Regions from separate parts of the Homo sapiens genome. Here regions 1, 2 and 3 are each linked to region 4. Evidence: chromatin contacts called from ENCODE Hi-C or POLR2A ChIA-PET data. All regions are on one chromosome and are shown on one strand. Each heading gives the region's core, a stretch centred on a gene start or an enhancer-like site at or near the end of the contact. The rest is flanking DNA. Distances are from core to core; before and after follow the strand shown.

Region 1 (3,950 bases), core at 563-3,062, 3.4 Mb after region 4:
TTATAGTTGCCTAGTCAAAACCAAAATTGAAGATGATGGCTAGAGCAGGTTATGATTTTTTAATTGCCTCTTTTGGATGATCTTGTCTATTTGGACTGGGTTGGAACTGAAAGAGTCCTAGGAAGTGAGGAATGAGGCACAATATGTCAAATTCCTCTTCTATATGCAGTTACAAAAGCTGCTAGGCTCATGAGGAACATGCAGATTTTAGTCTGGAGAATAAAGGACATTTTCTGACCAAGGATGGAGTAAGGAAAGGTGGTGAGTTGCTGGCCACAGTATGACCTGGGACTGTATCTGAAAGTCACAACGTATAAAGCCAATACCTTCTATATAGCATCCTGACCAACACTGGCAGCCCTATGAGGTAAAGGCCTTCAGCAAACAGAAATAGCAAAGTTGCAAATTAGGGTTCTGTGTACACTCAATTGTGCAAAAGGATGATTGCTCATCAGGATAAACACTTAATCCACCATTTTAACAGTAAAAGTCCGAAGGAAACAAATGACTAAGTTTCCATTTCTACCACCTTTCTCTTACCTTTGTGAAATTTCAGCACATTATTCACAGCTAGTTCCCAACCAAGTCCAGAAACTAACACAATTAAAAAAAGAAAATGCAAAGTAAAATAGGCCCAGAATAGGTTCTTTTGATTACTTATGTTTTTGGAAATATATTTTCCTTTTTGAGTCTCCAAGAGTCCTCCTCTCAACAAGTGTAAGAGAGCCCAGGTGAGTCACTGTTCACTACTCATGGAGAAGCTAGAAGAGGCATGGTTGGGGTCTTACTAACTTTATCTCTATTTCCCATCATCGGAAAAATTCGTGAAGCCCAACGCTCTAAAACATAGATTAAGAAGTTGCTTTGAGTCTGGTAACGTGTCCTACACTGGCTGTTTAGAGCCCTGCACCACCAAGGATTAAATTCCAAAGGGGACTGGGGTGGGACAGGGCAGGAAAGCGGACTCAAACACATGAACTCCTCCCTTCCTCAAACCAAATATCTGCTGCTGATATGCCTTGATTGACTGTTAAATATGTATTAGGAAAAACAATCCCTTGCTATAAAATATCTTAAGTTTCTAAATCTATGTAGTGAGTTCTGTGTGTGTGTGTGTGTGTGTGTGTGTGTGTGTGTGTGTATGTTTTAAAGGGGGGACTTAATATTTCAAATGCAACTTCTTATATAACCATGGTATGGTGGCCCAAGACGCCAAACAGAACAAATGATTTGGATAAACAGTTTAAATTTTGTGAAAGCCTGGAGGAATCGAATTTGGACATGGAGGAAACCTGACAAAACCTTGGGTGCTATGTGATTCAAATCACAGCCCACCGAAGCGGCCACCGCGCGTACCAAGCCTTCCCCCCTAGCATACGCCTTCTGTGAACGGGCTCTTGTACCTGAACAAAGCGAGGACCCAAGTTCAGGGGCTTTGTCTCTAAAGAACAAAGATCGGCCTAGCTGCATGCTCGCTGTGCGAAAGAACCCAGGCTCCGTGGGAACCCCACGCCACTCGCGGAGCTGCGCCCCGGCGGCCGCCCTCGCCCCTCGGGCCCCTTTAAGTGCCGCGCCTGCCCCCGTCCGCGTCCCCCGCGTGCCCGGAGTACTGGGCCGCCCGCCCGCTCCTGGCCGCACCTCCCACCTCCCGCCTCCCGCCGGGGTTACGTGAGCCCGGGGCGGGCGGCCGCCGGGCCAATGGCCGCCGCCGGGGCCGCCGCGCTCCTCCCGCGCCGCCGCCGCCGCCGTGGGGCTGCGGGCTCCTCCCGCAGGAGATAACTGTCAGCGCGCGAGGCGGTGGCGGGCCGGCTCAGTCATATGACCGGCAGCCGGCGGCTCCGGCGCCGAGCAGAGTTACTCAGTCGCAGCGGCCCCGCGCTCCCGCAAGGCTGGGCGGCCGCGCCGCCGCGATGGCCCCGCCACCGCGGCCGCCGCCCCCGGCTGCGCGCTGAGCCGCCGGCCCCCCGAGCGCCACGGCCGGAGCTGCGGCGGCGGCATCATGGCCCCGACCCTGCTCCAGAAGCTCTTCAACAAAAGGGGCAGCAGCGGCAGCTCCGCGGCGGCGTCTGCCCAGGGCAGGGCTCCTAAGGAAGGACCCGCCTTTAGGTGAGGGGGCGCCGGGGGGCAATTCTGGCGCGGGACCCGAGTTGGCTTCGGTGCTCGCCGGGGAGGGGACGGGTAGGGGAAAGGGAAGGGACTGTCCAGGACGGCGCTGCCTATCGCCGGCACCTGGTCCCGGGCTTGTCAGCGTGGACGCGCCTGATCCGAGTGTGGCTCCGGACCCTCCGTGACCCTTCCTCCCGCTCTTTCTCCACAACTCAGGGTCCTTCCCCATTTCAGAGTTCTCTTGTGTTCCTTGGGGTTCCCGGGCGTGCGCTGTGCTTGGCTGTGGCGACCGGAGATTCTCCGGTTATTGGGGTGAACCCCTTCCGGGCAGAGCCGCCTGGGCACCTCTGCGGGCCCAGCAAAGCTGTGAGCTGTCATTTTGAGGGCAGCTCCAACCTATTGTGTACGTGACAGTGTTTTGAAGTTCTGAAGGAGCAACAGTCACGAAAAAGGCATCTTTCTTCTTTCTTGCCATATATGACAAGCTCTCAAACGGATGAATGAAAGTATGTAATTTCCACATCATGTGGAAGGTTGATGCCGCATGATGTGTGGAAAGGGGGAGTAAGATGCAATTATGAAATTTCCGAGATTTCAATTGATCAAAGCTGATATGTATATTTAATAGATTTGATCTCTCGAACACATACCTTTGAATATTGATAGCATTTATGGAGAGCTTACTACCTAAAATGCTTTATGTTGATTTCTGTCGTTTACTTTTCTGACAATGCGGTGAGGTGGGTGCTATTATAATTCCCATTTTACAGGTGAGGAAACTTAAAGTCACAGATAACTTAGGCGGCTTGCCCAAAATCCAGCTGTCAGTGGTAGAGCCTGTGTTTTGACCCAAGCAGTTTGACCACAGATTCCAGTCTTTAAAATCCCTATGCTATTCTGATTTCAAGGGCTAACTTTTAAAAGACGCCTTAAAATGTCCTATATTGCCTTTGAGCACAGGTATGTTGAGAAGTTTATTTAACAATTTTTCAACACATTTTAAAATTGAGCACCAACTCCCAATTCTGACACTATGCTAGGTGCTTTTTGGCCAAAATGTCTTGCAAAAACAGTTCACTGTTAAACAGATCTAGACCCAGTATAATAAACCTTTAAAAGTTTCAAGTGAAACTTTGAAATAAATTCTGGATTAAGTTTTATGTTCTAGATTTTGCTTTTCTTGAATTCCATCATTTAAAACAGTCTCTCACTGTGGTCATGTGAAAATTAAACGTGTGTGTGTGTGTGCACGCGCGCTCATGGAAGGCATATTGTGAGGACCTTAAACTCCCCAAGTTAAATTCTCATGTTTTCTTTAGGCTAACAAGCCTTATAATTTGAGTGGGAATTCTATGCCTTTTGTTAGGCTGAGTATTAGTGATGCCATGTACCTTCTCAGAATGGTAGAATTACTTCGGACCTAAGGTGTGTAATTTCGTCCCTTCCCTCCCTGTAACCCAGACTCCATCAGGGGTACAAAGCCTGGAGCGGAAGGAGCATGTTACAGGTGTCTGTACTTTGACAGCTCTTGCCAAGGACATTTAAAGCCATTTGAATGCAGGAGGAGATAGTGGCGGTTACTTGTCATTGTTTTCTGTGCTCCTTGCCTAATTGCCTACCACCATTTCCGCTATCCACAAGTTTAACTGAGTGTATTTGAACAAAAAAAATATGGCTATATTTAGGGTTTTGGGCCATATTAGGGAAATTGATTCCCACTTCATGGGAACATTTTCAGTAGTGTTCTGACTTCTCATTTGTGTATAATGAAGAACAGAAAATCGTGCCAAGTACGGTCTTTTTTTTGACCTCATTGGGATTTTCTACAAGAATTTGAGATCGAT
Region 2 (3,618 bases), core at 486-2,985, 3.3 Mb after region 4:
AACACTCAGCTCCTGGTGGAAAATTCACTTTTCAGCCAAACGTTTTCTTCACCAATGATATAAAATAAAACAGTGTTCCTCAATAACACATTAGCACTTCATTCTACATATTTACTTGCAATCAGTTTGTTCTGCAAAAATAAAAGCTGGTTAAGCACTCTAGTCATCCTTAAAAAAAAATACTTGCGGAGCAATGAGATAATCTAGTTCATCCCCTAGTTTCCAATCTGCAGGAAAGGTCAGGCCACAGAACTCTCCCAGGTTACACTCTACATACCTCATTCCACTTGACCCACTCAAGAGAACATAAAACTCCCCTTCCCTGTCTTCTCCCCTCCAGTGGTGTGTGAGTTACGGTTGGGAGGTGGGGTGCTAGTTTCTGGGGATTCGAGATTTAACAGAAACTATCCTAAGTATGCATTCTAGCAATCATACAAAGGGAGGAGTCCTGAACTAAACCGTCAAAGAAGCCAATCCACGTGACCTAAACCCTTCAAGCTGGGTCCAGCGCTAAGCAGGCCTGGGGCAGACAATGGCATTATCAGCTGTCCCTGGGCAGGTGGCCAACTAGAACAGCAGGCTCTAAGTCCCATGGAAAGAAATCACAGCCTGATCTCAAGTACCCACAGAAAGCCAGCAAACTCATGCAGTGAAAACTATTCTCCGAAACCCATGCAATGAAAACTATTCTCCGATGGGAAAGGAGGAGGCAGAGAGCCAGCAACAGGCAGCGCAGAGCTGCGTGGCTTCGGGTTACTGCGGATGATTGAAACCAGAAGGCGAGACAAAAAGAAACCAGTGAGGGGTGGGGCGGGTGGAAGGAAAACCCCTTAAGACTCCTCACCACTAAATCTAAAGGGGGAACCCTCAGAGAGGGGTGGCACTTTAGCTGCTGGCATCCCCCCCGCTTCCCGCCCGCACGCTCTGGGGCGCAGAAGGGCCGGTCGTCCCGGGTCATGGGGGTTGGGGGACCGATTCCCTAGCCTCGCGAGCCCCGCCGCCGCCGGTCTTCCCAGAGGCGCCGAGGGGGGACGCGGTCCCGACACCACACTCACGTCTCCGATCTGCAGCTCCACTTCCTCCAGCTGGTCCACCGTTGGGCCGCTGCTCCTGCTCGGAACTGGCCAGCCCAAACTCACTGGGCCGCCCGGGGAAGATGCTGCAGAGGCGTCTGAAGAGGAGGGAGAAGAGGGAGGCGGCGGGGGCGGCGAAGAAACCTGCAACTCCTCAGGGTCGGCCATGGGGAAGGGTTGGGACCGCGGAATCCGACCCGAGAAGCCGAACCGACACCAACTGTCTTTTAACCACTCGCGCCCAAAGCCGAAAGGCCCCGCCTCCTAACGCCAGAAATCCCGCCCAGTCTCCTCGTGGGTCTCAGCCCCGGACCACAAAGACGTTTCATTTTTCGGGACAGCCAATCATATGAGTCAATTCACCTTAGGCAACTCACGGCTCCTGCGCGAGCCTCCAATCGATCTCGAAGGGCACTCGTAGAGAAAACTACACCTCCCAGGAAGCCGTGTGCGTCGCCCCGCCTTCTACTGCCTTTCACTGCGCGTGCGTCGTGCTGTGGGATTCGCGGACCCCTCTGGCCGCGCTGTGGCTGTTTCACCGCTCCCCGGCTGGGACTTGGAGTCCCTTATCTTTCCCTGGTTTGGTACATGACCCGGAAGCCTCGGCTGGCCGTTGCGTCATCCATGGCGCCGGCGCAGAGCGAGAAGGAGGTGGGAACGCCGTGAAGCAAGAGCGGTCGGCAGAGCGGGGAGGCGAACTGCAGCAGAGTTCTTGCTTTCCGGCAGGTGATGGCGCCCCCCGCGGCCTAGAGGTCCAGCGCCCGCCGCGAGCAGCGGACAGTCCTCCTGTTGTGTCCGACCGAGAGTCCTGGTGACTTTGAACATGCTGGTGCCGCTAGCCAAGCTGTCCTGCCTGGGTGAGAGGAAACGGGCGGTGGGGATAAGTGGAGGAGTTAGGGCAAAAGGGACAAGGCCGGTCCTGGGGGCTGTAGGCACCTCTCGCCCCTTCTCTCATCAGCTTTCTCAGGCTATCTAGGGCAAAGGTCACGCGCTGTCAGCCTGTTGGGGGACCCTGGCTTCCTCCCTCTGGGGTTGCCCCAGTTGGTAGAATTAATATCTAGGCTAAAGGTCAAGGGCGGGGAAAACTTGTCAACACGCCCTCGGCATCACCACCACCTGTCAACACACACACACCTCGGTGGACTCCTGAACTGAGGCTTCCCAAATCCTGGTTCTAATCTTCAAACCTCTGTTGGAAATGGAAAAAAAAAAATCGTATTTGCCCAGTTTTTCTCCCTGGTCCTGACCTGACTTTCGTCTTCGGAGCCATTCTAGTTCAGTCTAAAGAAATTGAAGTCTGATCTGTCACATCATGGTTAACATTCATATGTTGACCAAGTCACCCAAGTGTATCTGGAGCCAGTTTTTCTGCGTTGTCTAAAATTAAGGGCTGGGCGTGGTGGCTCAAGCCTGTAATCCCAGCACTCTGGGAGGCTGAGGCGGATGGATCACCTGAGGTCAGGAGTTCAAGACCAGCCTGGCCAACATTGTGAAACCCCATCTCTACTAAAAATACAAAAATTAGCTGGGCGTTGTGGCCCACTCCTGTAATCCCAGCTACTCAGGAGGCTTAGGTAGGAGAATCACTTGAACCCGGAGGTGGAGGTTGCAGTGAGCTGAGATCGCACCACTGCACTCCAGCCTAGGTGAAAGAGCCAGACTCCGTCTCAAAAAAAAATTAAATTAAATTAACTCTAAGGGCTTTATCGTGTTATGGGTATTCTGTGAACCATCGTGACAGATGAAGTTGGATGGTCTTTTTAAAGTTTTACTTAAATTTTTGTTGTTGTCGTTAATTCAAACAGAAAAGTTCCCTAAAGGATCTCATATTCTGTCATAACTGGCTTAATTTTTTTAAATCTTTAGTTTACTTAAGTTTTGGTGATAGAATCATTAAGTCTAAATATTCCAAATTCAAGGATATTCTTATGAAATTTCATGAAAGTAGAATTTTGTTAAATTTGGCTTCCATATATTAAGAAATTAGAACTTTGTTTAAATTTCATGTCACCCATGCATTTTTTGCTGCACTTAATGTATGGATAAGATGGTGTTTGGAACGTTAAAGTAGTCAGATGCTATCTGCCTTAGAGCCTAATTTAGATGCAATCAGCCTTGGGCCCAGTGCTAACCAAATTCCACTACCATTTCTGTTTTCTTTGGATGGCAATTCATTGCCATTTTCGTAGCCTGCTGGCATGAAAGAGGTAGACACCAATGTGCCATCAGTGTGACTTTGATATGGTGATGCTATGAGTTCAGTGGACTTTGTGACTTCTCTTCTCAACCACGGAGACTGAATATTCCAATCTCTAAAGTGAGATATCAGATGTGTTTTCAGAAAAGGGGTAAAGGTTGTGACTTTTTTTTCCAATCCTTTGGAGAAATTCAGACTACACAGTTCCAAATATTCTCAAGAAAATCAGTAGCTATACAAGCAGTAGAAATAGTTTGTCATATGTCAGTCATCAGTTTTCAGAAGTAAATAACTTCTATGCACTAAACTACAATGCATTGAAAACTAAATATTTTAAATATTCGTTAT
Region 3 (3,586 bases), core at 108-2,607, 4.4 Mb before region 4:
AAACTAGTCAAAATTAAAAATACTAACTTTGCAGCAAATTAATCTTGCATCAGCACTACAAACAAATTTTTAAACTTATTGTAGCAAAACATAACTTCGACAGAATCAAAGACATTAATTCTCAAGTCCAAAAAAAGGTCACAAGAAATTATTTAAAGTGGTAAAGGGAAACGCAGACTTAGGCATACAAGCCAAGAAAAAAAAAATTAGAGATAACTCCTCCGCTAGAACCTCCCCCCAATACTTCCATAGCAACAATTATTTCCTTAGCACAAAAGTGATGTGTTCACTTTCACAAAACCTGGATCATCTAAGTTTGCACAATTCCCTTCAATCTAAAAAACAGATGAAATTGTTTCATTTAGGTGAGTAGAATTTTGTGTCCCTATACACGAAAAAAGTCACCATCAGTGTGAGTAAACCACATGGCTCCAGCTTTAAGATCTTGTTCCCCAACCCACTGAAAAGAGTATATGCTTATAAAATATTCATGGACTTACCAGGTTAAAGACAGTTTCTACAATATCCCTATTGGATACTTCTCCAACTTCAACCAAACCGGTCAACACGGCAAATTTCATTCTGATGCCCCTGATGGGGAGCCCTGGTTTCAGAGACAATGCACCCCCTTCAGTAGGGGTTTCTTCTCTCCCTCCACCTCCCCCGTCATCACCTGTTGGTGGCGGGGAAGGGACACGATTGTCTTCGCTAGCCATTGCTAGCTCACGATAAAGGACAACTCAGAGTCACCCTGGGACGGCAGTCGCTGCACTGGTAATGAGCACAACACACGCAATGCAAAACGAAAGGGTCCCTCTTCCAACTTGTGGAGATACCCCAAAGCAGTTGATGTGGAAAGTCCTTGGCGTCGCCCTCCTCCTCTTGGAGAATATTTGTCCAATCTCTCTCCCCGAGGCTGACAACAACGCCAAACCCTATTGGAAGATTAAATATATGTTAAATAGGCTAGGTTTTGTTTTAGGGTTTTGAGGGGACAAGAGGGAAATAGTTATTGTCGGTCAAGTAAGTTACTAAAGGCACCCCACTACTAGCCACCCGCTTCTCCCGGGCTCAAAAAGCTGGGTTCTGGGTGAAGGCAGGTCCAAGAGGCCCCCGAACAGGCTCACTCCTCCCCCACTCTCGTGCAGGTTCTAGGCGCAGGGTAACCTCTCCTCACAGGTGCACTAGAAAGAGAAACTGTCGCGGGGAAAGGAGGGATCGGAGGAAAGAAGGGGGGCCCACAAGCTATCACAGAGGTAGAAAGTTCTTCCTCACCCAGATACTCCGGACTCGTCCTCACCCCCCGCCCAGGAGCAGCGAGACCGAGGTGGCGGCGGAGATCCAGGGCAGGAAAAGGCGGGGGAAGGGGGCGGTGATTATTCTAAATGCTCGGCCCAGTGGGAGGAGTGAAGCACCTCTCTCAGGCACCTGAGATTCGACGGGAAGGGGTGGGGAGGTGTGTGTGGTGGCAGGAAGGGAGGGGAGCGGCCAGAGAAACCCAGCGGCCACCGCAGGGAGAGAAGGGAGGACAGAGAGGTCAGTGCACCTGGTCGCAGCCTCCAAGTTTCCCTAGTCCGCTCCCCGGGAGTCCGCGGCTGCACAGAACTCCATGGCTTCCTGGCCCGCCCCGCCCCTGCGCTCAGCCTTTGCAAAAGCAGCCGCTGCTGGCGCTACGGGCGCCGCGGCTGAGGCTGCTGCGAGTGGTGAGGATGCTACTGCCACAGCTCGCCCCGCCACGGGTCGCGCGGCTGTCGTGTGCCCACTGAAGCTGCTCCCGGCCGCCATGACAGCGCCGAGTGCTGCCGGGCGCGGCGTGCGCGTGCGCGAGCGCGAGTGCGCGGGGCGGGAGGGCGCGAAGGCGGAGGCAGCCGCGCGGCGGGGGCGCGGTGACGACGCGCGGACAGCCAAGGGGGCCCCGAGCCAGCCGGAGTGCTGGGCTGGGGCTTCCGGCTGCACTAGGCGCGCTGCTCTGGTAGCACCAGGTGTGTACCCGGCCCGGCGAGGAGAGACCCTTCCGTCCGAGGGCCTACACTTTCCCCTCTCCCACTCTCGGACCTCGGGAGGTGCTTCTGCCAAGTCCTGAGGCGGGGATTTTGGCGCTCCTGCTGTTGTTAAGTTACCGTAGGGTCTCTTGGCGCGGAGGGAACACGCGCTGCGTTGCCTAGGTGTCTCATTGGACTTGGAGAAGAACACCTGAGGCACCTCTACGAGCCAGAGAGGTGACGGCGCTGGAGCCAGTGAGGCTGCTGTCCCTGCCCAATGGGAGCGAGGAGTCCCCACCCCTGGCTGCTTTCAGCTGTTGCCCGCCCGCCGCTCTCGGCGGAGACTTGGAGATTTCCACTGGGATACCTCGGCAGCTGCCGCCATTCGGGAGGGGAGGGGAGGGGACCGAGTCGACGAGGAATGGGAAAGATTCCTTGCTTTGCAGCTGCCGCGCCACGAAACCTCTCCCACATTCATTCTAGGCAGAGGATTCCTGAGACAGCTGCTATAAACAGCGTGGAGACAGGGTTCCTTGTGCCTGTAGACCTCCGAAGGGTTTTTTCCTCTCGTGATTTTCCAATGTGAAGATTAGGCTCGCGTCATTCTCAGAGTAGATCAAAAGATAAATTATATTAGGTAGTACAGATAGGTCCTCATACTCAGTGTCCCTTCTTTCCACCCGCTATTAACAGTAAACCATTCTTCCTAGTGAGTGAAAAATAAATTTAGAGGAAGGTGGTTTTTCACCCACGTGTATCCTTTGAGGTCAAAGGGCCTTTTTAAAAATACGCCTAGCTCCTAAAATGAAAGTGAAGCAAAAAGTGGGATTAAACAAAGGAAGAATTCTAGAGAACTTAGGAAAAAATTATAGTGGTTTGAGAAATAGTTTCCTGAAGAAAAAGTTATTTGAGATGGCCTTGAGAAGTGGACAGAAGCCGGGCGCGGTGGCTCACGCCTGTAATCCCAGCACTTTGGGAGGCCCAAGCAGATGGATTGCCTGAGGTCAGGAGTTCAAGACCAGCCTGACCAATATGGTGAAACCCCCGTCTCTACTAAAAATACAAAAATTAGCCAGGCATGGTGGTAGGCGCCTGTAATCCCAGCTACTCGGGAGGCTGAGGCAGGAGAATTGCCACTGCACTCCAGCCTGGGTGACAGAGGAAGAGCGAGATTCTGTCTCAAAAAAAAAAAAAAAAAAAGACAATTTTAACTCTCACATGGAAATTTGGGAAGAAAAAGGTAACAGACGCAAAAAGCAAGGGAGGGCTGGGTGTAGTAGCTCACACCTGTCATCCCAACACTTTAGGAGGCTAGTGCAGGAGGATCACTTGAGACTAGCCTAGGCAACAGCAAGACCCGTGCTCTTTTTTTTTTTTTTTTTTTAAACGGAGTTTCGCTCTTGTTGCCCAGGCTGGAGTGCAATGGCGCAATCTCGGCTCACCTTAACCTCTGCCTCCCGGGCTCCAGCGATTCTCCTGCCTCAGCCTCCCAAGTAGCTGGGATTACAGGCATGCGCTAATTTTTTTTATTTTTATTACAAGCCCGCCTAATTTTTGTATTTTTGGTAGAGGTGGGGTTTCACCATGTTGGCCAGGCTGGTCTC
Region 4 (4,034 bases), core at 1,022-3,521:
TTTATATTTTCGTATACACATTCAGAAAACAAAACAACAATAAAAAAAGAAAATCATACAACTTCCTGAAAATTAAGAGTGGCTTTCTACTAATTAAAAAGTTGAAAATCTAAAATTAGTGAATGCTTAGGTATTATTTTAACATACGTGATTGAGGGGATGGGTGGTTGGGGGGCTGGCTAAATACAAAACTAAGGAAGCAAAAAGAAGAAAAGTGGTTCACGTTTCCATACTGTCACATACCAATCTCATCACTGTCAAAGTCATCTGAGTATTCAGAACTCCTTTGTCTGGCTGAGCGAGCTGTAATTGCTCTTATTAGCTCATCCTGAAATGAGATACTGAAATCAATTTCCATCCAAACATGGAGGTATCATATTCACAAGTAATTCTTTAAACAAACAATGCTTGATTAACGACTGCTTTCAAACTTAGGTTTCATTCATCTAACAAATATTTCCTGCAAGCTCACTTTATGCCATGTACCCACTTTACGCCTCATACTCAATGCAGAGCATCACAGACAAGAGCCCTTCCTCATGGAGCTCGCAGTTTAACTAGAGGAGACACACATTATGGAACAAATTAATTGCAGGTTATAATTAGAGCTGGAGGGTAACAAATAAGAAGGGGCTCAATTTAGATTATAATTTATTAAAAACTGGTATTTTGAAAGAAATTGGTATTTTTAAGAGCTTTTGTCTCGGCATATTTCAGAAATGGATGCAATCAATATTGCAAACTTAGAGGCTGAGTTCAAAATTGCAGTGACTCAACAGAAAAAAAAACTTAAACATTATGTTACAACAGAAAAAAAAGTTTTTATATAAAAATGGCAATTTAAGGTTGCGATTCAACTTTTAACTTAGTAGGAAACTAGTATTGAGGCTACTTTGGTAGTCTTAAAACCATATAGGGGAGTTTGTAATACTGGATGGAGCCCAAACATGATCATGTGCAAAACCTCAAAAGTAATATAAGATTTACCCCTGCTTTATATAGGACTGTTCTAGAATCACCAATTTCAACCCATCTAATACAGTGTTTACACTGTGAAATGATTCCAAATAAAAATACTTTACCTGGAAAGTAGTTCTTTTGGTAACTTTTGGACTCTTTGTATATGCCAAAGTGGTGCTAAAAACTTCATCAGACATAGTGTATTTTTTCTCGTTACCTTTATAAAATAGCTAATTATTAGAATTCAACTTCTGATAGTAGCTGAAATATACAAAACAAATCAGACTTCGCATGCTTCAGAATTTATTTTATTACATTTGATTCTACTCTCCCCACAAAGGTCAAAGAAAAGCATCTGATATGAACATTGGGCTACATCTTCACTTAAAAAGGTTCTTGTAAAGAAATAGCAAATTCTCATAACAAGCTTGTTTAAAAAAATTCAAATGGAAGTTATCCTAAAATAGTTTTGCAACTACTTAAAAAGTCTGCAAATAAATGATTACAAGTTAATACGACAAAATGCTGCCAATTAAAATAGAACACCTTATTTTTCACCTCTCTTCTAAAGTATAACATTGCCTTCAAAATAAGTCACGTCTTATTTAAAAGGCCATCAAAAGGATCGTCGGCGTAAAAATTATGAGCACCACCACCAAAAAAAAAATGTATCTATATATTTGCATACAGCGCTATTCAAAGAAAAAGATCGTAATGCTAACCCGCAAACAGCCAGCGAGATGTATTGCAAGCCAATTTTTCCTCTCACAAAAGTGTTAAAGAGAGCCAGACAAAACGACGAAGCTTTCGCGATGAGCCGCATTAAAATCGCGGTTTCCCGTACTCGGAGCAGAGGCCTGGCAGGGCCGCCCATAGCGTTGTGCGCCCCGGGTTCCGTTCCCTACCAGGCCAGGTGACGTCCGGGTGCTCGCCGCTCCTCACCGCGCCGTATGCTGAGCACCAGCGAACGCCAGGCCCGTGCACGTCCAAGCGCGGTCTCTGTCCGGATCCCCCATGGCCCCCAGGTCCCGCTTTCTGTTCCCGGCCCCGGACGCCCGCGGCCAGTTCTCCGCGACCCTGAGAATCAAGAGCCAAGCATCGGGTAGGAGCTGCTCACCTTGGTCTGGGCCTGGCGGCGCCCGCAGAGCCGGTCCTGGACCGAGCGAGGAGGAGGGGCTAATAACAGAGGCGGAGGGCGGTTGCTAGGAAACAGCGTCTTCGGGAGGAAGTGACTTCCCCACCGCCGGGTCTCTCGGGTACCCAACACCGCTCTTCGGCCCAACGTGTCGCTGGGGCAACCACCCAGACGAAGGAAGTGACATCACCTTCCTGGGTCTTTGGAGAGGGGCTCATTATTGGTCGCTTGTGTGCATGTGCTGTTGCCTAGGAGACAGGACCCGCCCAACTCCCACCCAGATAGCCTTACTCTTGCCAATAGAGTAAGGGTCCTTATCTGCACGTGTTGCAAATAAAGCACATTCGTCGTTTTGCCACAGTTAGGACGTGAAGTTCTCTGAATCGAAGTACGGTGTCAGTGGATGGGACAGAATAGTACGGTAGTGAGTTTGCAGAACCCTGTTTCCGACTGCAGGTTTGAATCCTGGTACCCCTTTCCTACACACGTGATTGTCCCAAGTTAAGGTCTTTATGACTCAGTTTCTTCTTCTGGGGGAAAACAAAAGTGTACTAATAATAGACACCTGAAAGGTTGCTGTAAAATTGAATGAAATAATACAAGTGGAACACTTGGAAGAGTGCCTGGAATTGTATTCGATATTAGATATGCTCTTCATGCAACTAAGCCGCAAAGGGCCTGGAGAGACCTCAGCTCTTGTGGACACAACTGAAAGCCCATTTGACATCTTACTTGAATGTAAAACTCCCCCTCTTTGTATACTTAGTGAGTAATCTTATTCCAATCAAACCAAACAAAATGATCCACTAGGCTAAAAGAGCATGTGCTACTAAAGTAAACAAAATCAACATCATTTAATTCGCATAGGAAATTCTTAAAGCAAATAAAAACCAAAAACGTTTATTGAAAGTCTTTAAAATAATATGAATTTTTACTATTTTTAATTTTTAAAAAGCTTAATCCTAGTTGAATTATCTGAATGAATTCATTGACTAGTAATTAAACTCATACCTGGTATTTTTTCCACATCTCTAAAATATGTTAATATTTCACTAATTCAATTTTGTATAAACAAATCACATTGAGATAGAAATTTAATAAATCAATGTATTGAAAAACTAAATGTGCATAACAAGAAATAAGAAATTTAGTAAAATACAATGCTGTATTAATCAGGGTTCTCTAGATGGACAGAACTAATAGTATATATATATTATATTATATATATTATATAATATATTATATATATAATATATATTATATAATATATTATATATATATGTCCACTCATCTGTATCCATTTATGAAGCTGAAAATGTACACCACCTCTACACACACATACCCAGAATAGAAAATGCTCCCTATTTTCTATTAACTCATGGCACTACTGTTGAACCCTTCCAGGTTCACCTCATGCTCCTGGAACCTCCTTTCCACTGTAAAACATTCTCTCACTTTTTCCTCTATAATCGCATTCTTATCTTAGCTAAGCAAAACTATTTTCTGAATAAACTATCTCCCTGAGGGCTTTTCAAATAGGGACTGCTGTAGAAGGAAGATTTCTAAGTTCTCCTAGGTCCTCACATACTCAGTGACTGCTCTCCTATTACTCCAAACCCTTCCTCCTCACAAGCCAATATTCTATGTTCTATTTCTCAGTTTCTGTCATCAATAGATATATAGGCCCTTCTCCCACATTCACTGAATATCTACAGCCAACCTATCCAATACCTGAGATCACACCAAGGTATGGTGTGGCCATGTTCCATTCAATAGAATTCTTTGCTCAATACTCCAAGACTTTCACTTGTCCATACCCCTAATTGTGGGGCTCCGTACTGGAAGTCTTAAACTGTAATACTCCACTCCAAAAGGCCCATGGCTTCCTTTTTTAGTTATTCTTCTCTTGTTATTTCTATTTAGGAACTCATCAAGACAT

What was found. Hi-C counts contacts between places; a loop is a spot of excess contacts on that map. ChIA-PET counts read pairs that join two places held with the same protein, here RNA polymerase II (POLR2A). Pooled maps may share reads with other maps.
Region 1: a loop to region 4 is called in a pooled map, with 21 times the contacts of the local background. The contact joins the promoter of FNIP2 here to the promoter of MAP9 in region 4. A Hi-C loop is called at or near these places in 6 of 50 pooled maps.
Region 2: a loop to region 4 is called in a map of CD8-positive, alpha-beta T cell, with 10 times the contacts of the local background. The contact joins the promoter of ETFDH here to the promoter of MAP9 in region 4. A Hi-C loop is called at or near these places in 3 of 168 maps with a recorded cell type or tissue (CD8-positive, alpha-beta T cell, ascending aorta and naive thymus-derived CD4-positive, alpha-beta T cell), 1 of 37 single-sample maps with no recorded cell type and 11 of 50 pooled maps.
Region 3: a loop to region 4 is called in a map of B cell, with 21 times the contacts of the local background. The contact joins the promoter of LRBA here to the promoter of MAP9 in region 4. A Hi-C loop is called at or near these places in 2 of 168 maps with a recorded cell type or tissue (B cell and naive thymus-derived CD4-positive, alpha-beta T cell) and 8 of 50 pooled maps. POLR2A ChIA-PET finds 5 or more read pairs at or near these places in 1 of 52 experiments (OCI-LY7).

What each region holds. Positions count from the first base shown.
Region 1 is chr4:158,767,214-158,771,163 of GRCh38, forward strand. FNIP2 (folliculin interacting protein 2) reads left to right here and starts at 1,813. Exons shown (of 17, transcript NM_020840.3): 1 at 1,813-2,106. The coding sequence starts at 2,000. RefSeq lists a silencer at 1,554-1,763 and an enhancer at 1,721-2,458.
Region 2 is chr4:158,670,561-158,674,178 of GRCh38, forward strand. It overlaps ETFDH (electron transfer flavoprotein dehydrogenase), which reads left to right and starts at 1,736. Exons shown (of 13, transcript NM_004453.4): 1 at 1,736-1,930. The coding sequence starts at 1,897. C4orf46 (chromosome 4 open reading frame 46) reads right to left here and starts at 1,327. Exons shown (of 2, transcript NM_001008393.4): 1 at 1,056-1,327. The coding sequence starts at 1,241. RefSeq lists enhancers at 306-942, 943-1,579, 1,422-1,981, 1,583-2,084 and a silencer at 932-1,001.
Region 3 is chr4:151,013,927-151,017,512 of GRCh38, forward strand. It overlaps LRBA (LPS responsive beige-like anchor protein), which reads right to left and starts at 1,358. Exons shown (of 57, transcript NM_001364905.1): 1 at 1,276-1,358; 2 at 501-935. The coding sequence starts at 716. RefSeq lists enhancers at 788-967, 1,148-1,277, 1,629-2,226 and a silencer at 1,778-1,927.
Region 4 is chr4:155,374,694-155,378,727 of GRCh38, forward strand. MAP9 (microtubule associated protein 9) reads right to left here and starts at 2,272. Exons shown (of 14, transcript NM_001039580.2): 1 at 2,078-2,272; 2 at 1,083-1,221; 3 at 244-328. The coding sequence starts at 1,157. RefSeq lists an enhancer at 1,725-2,154.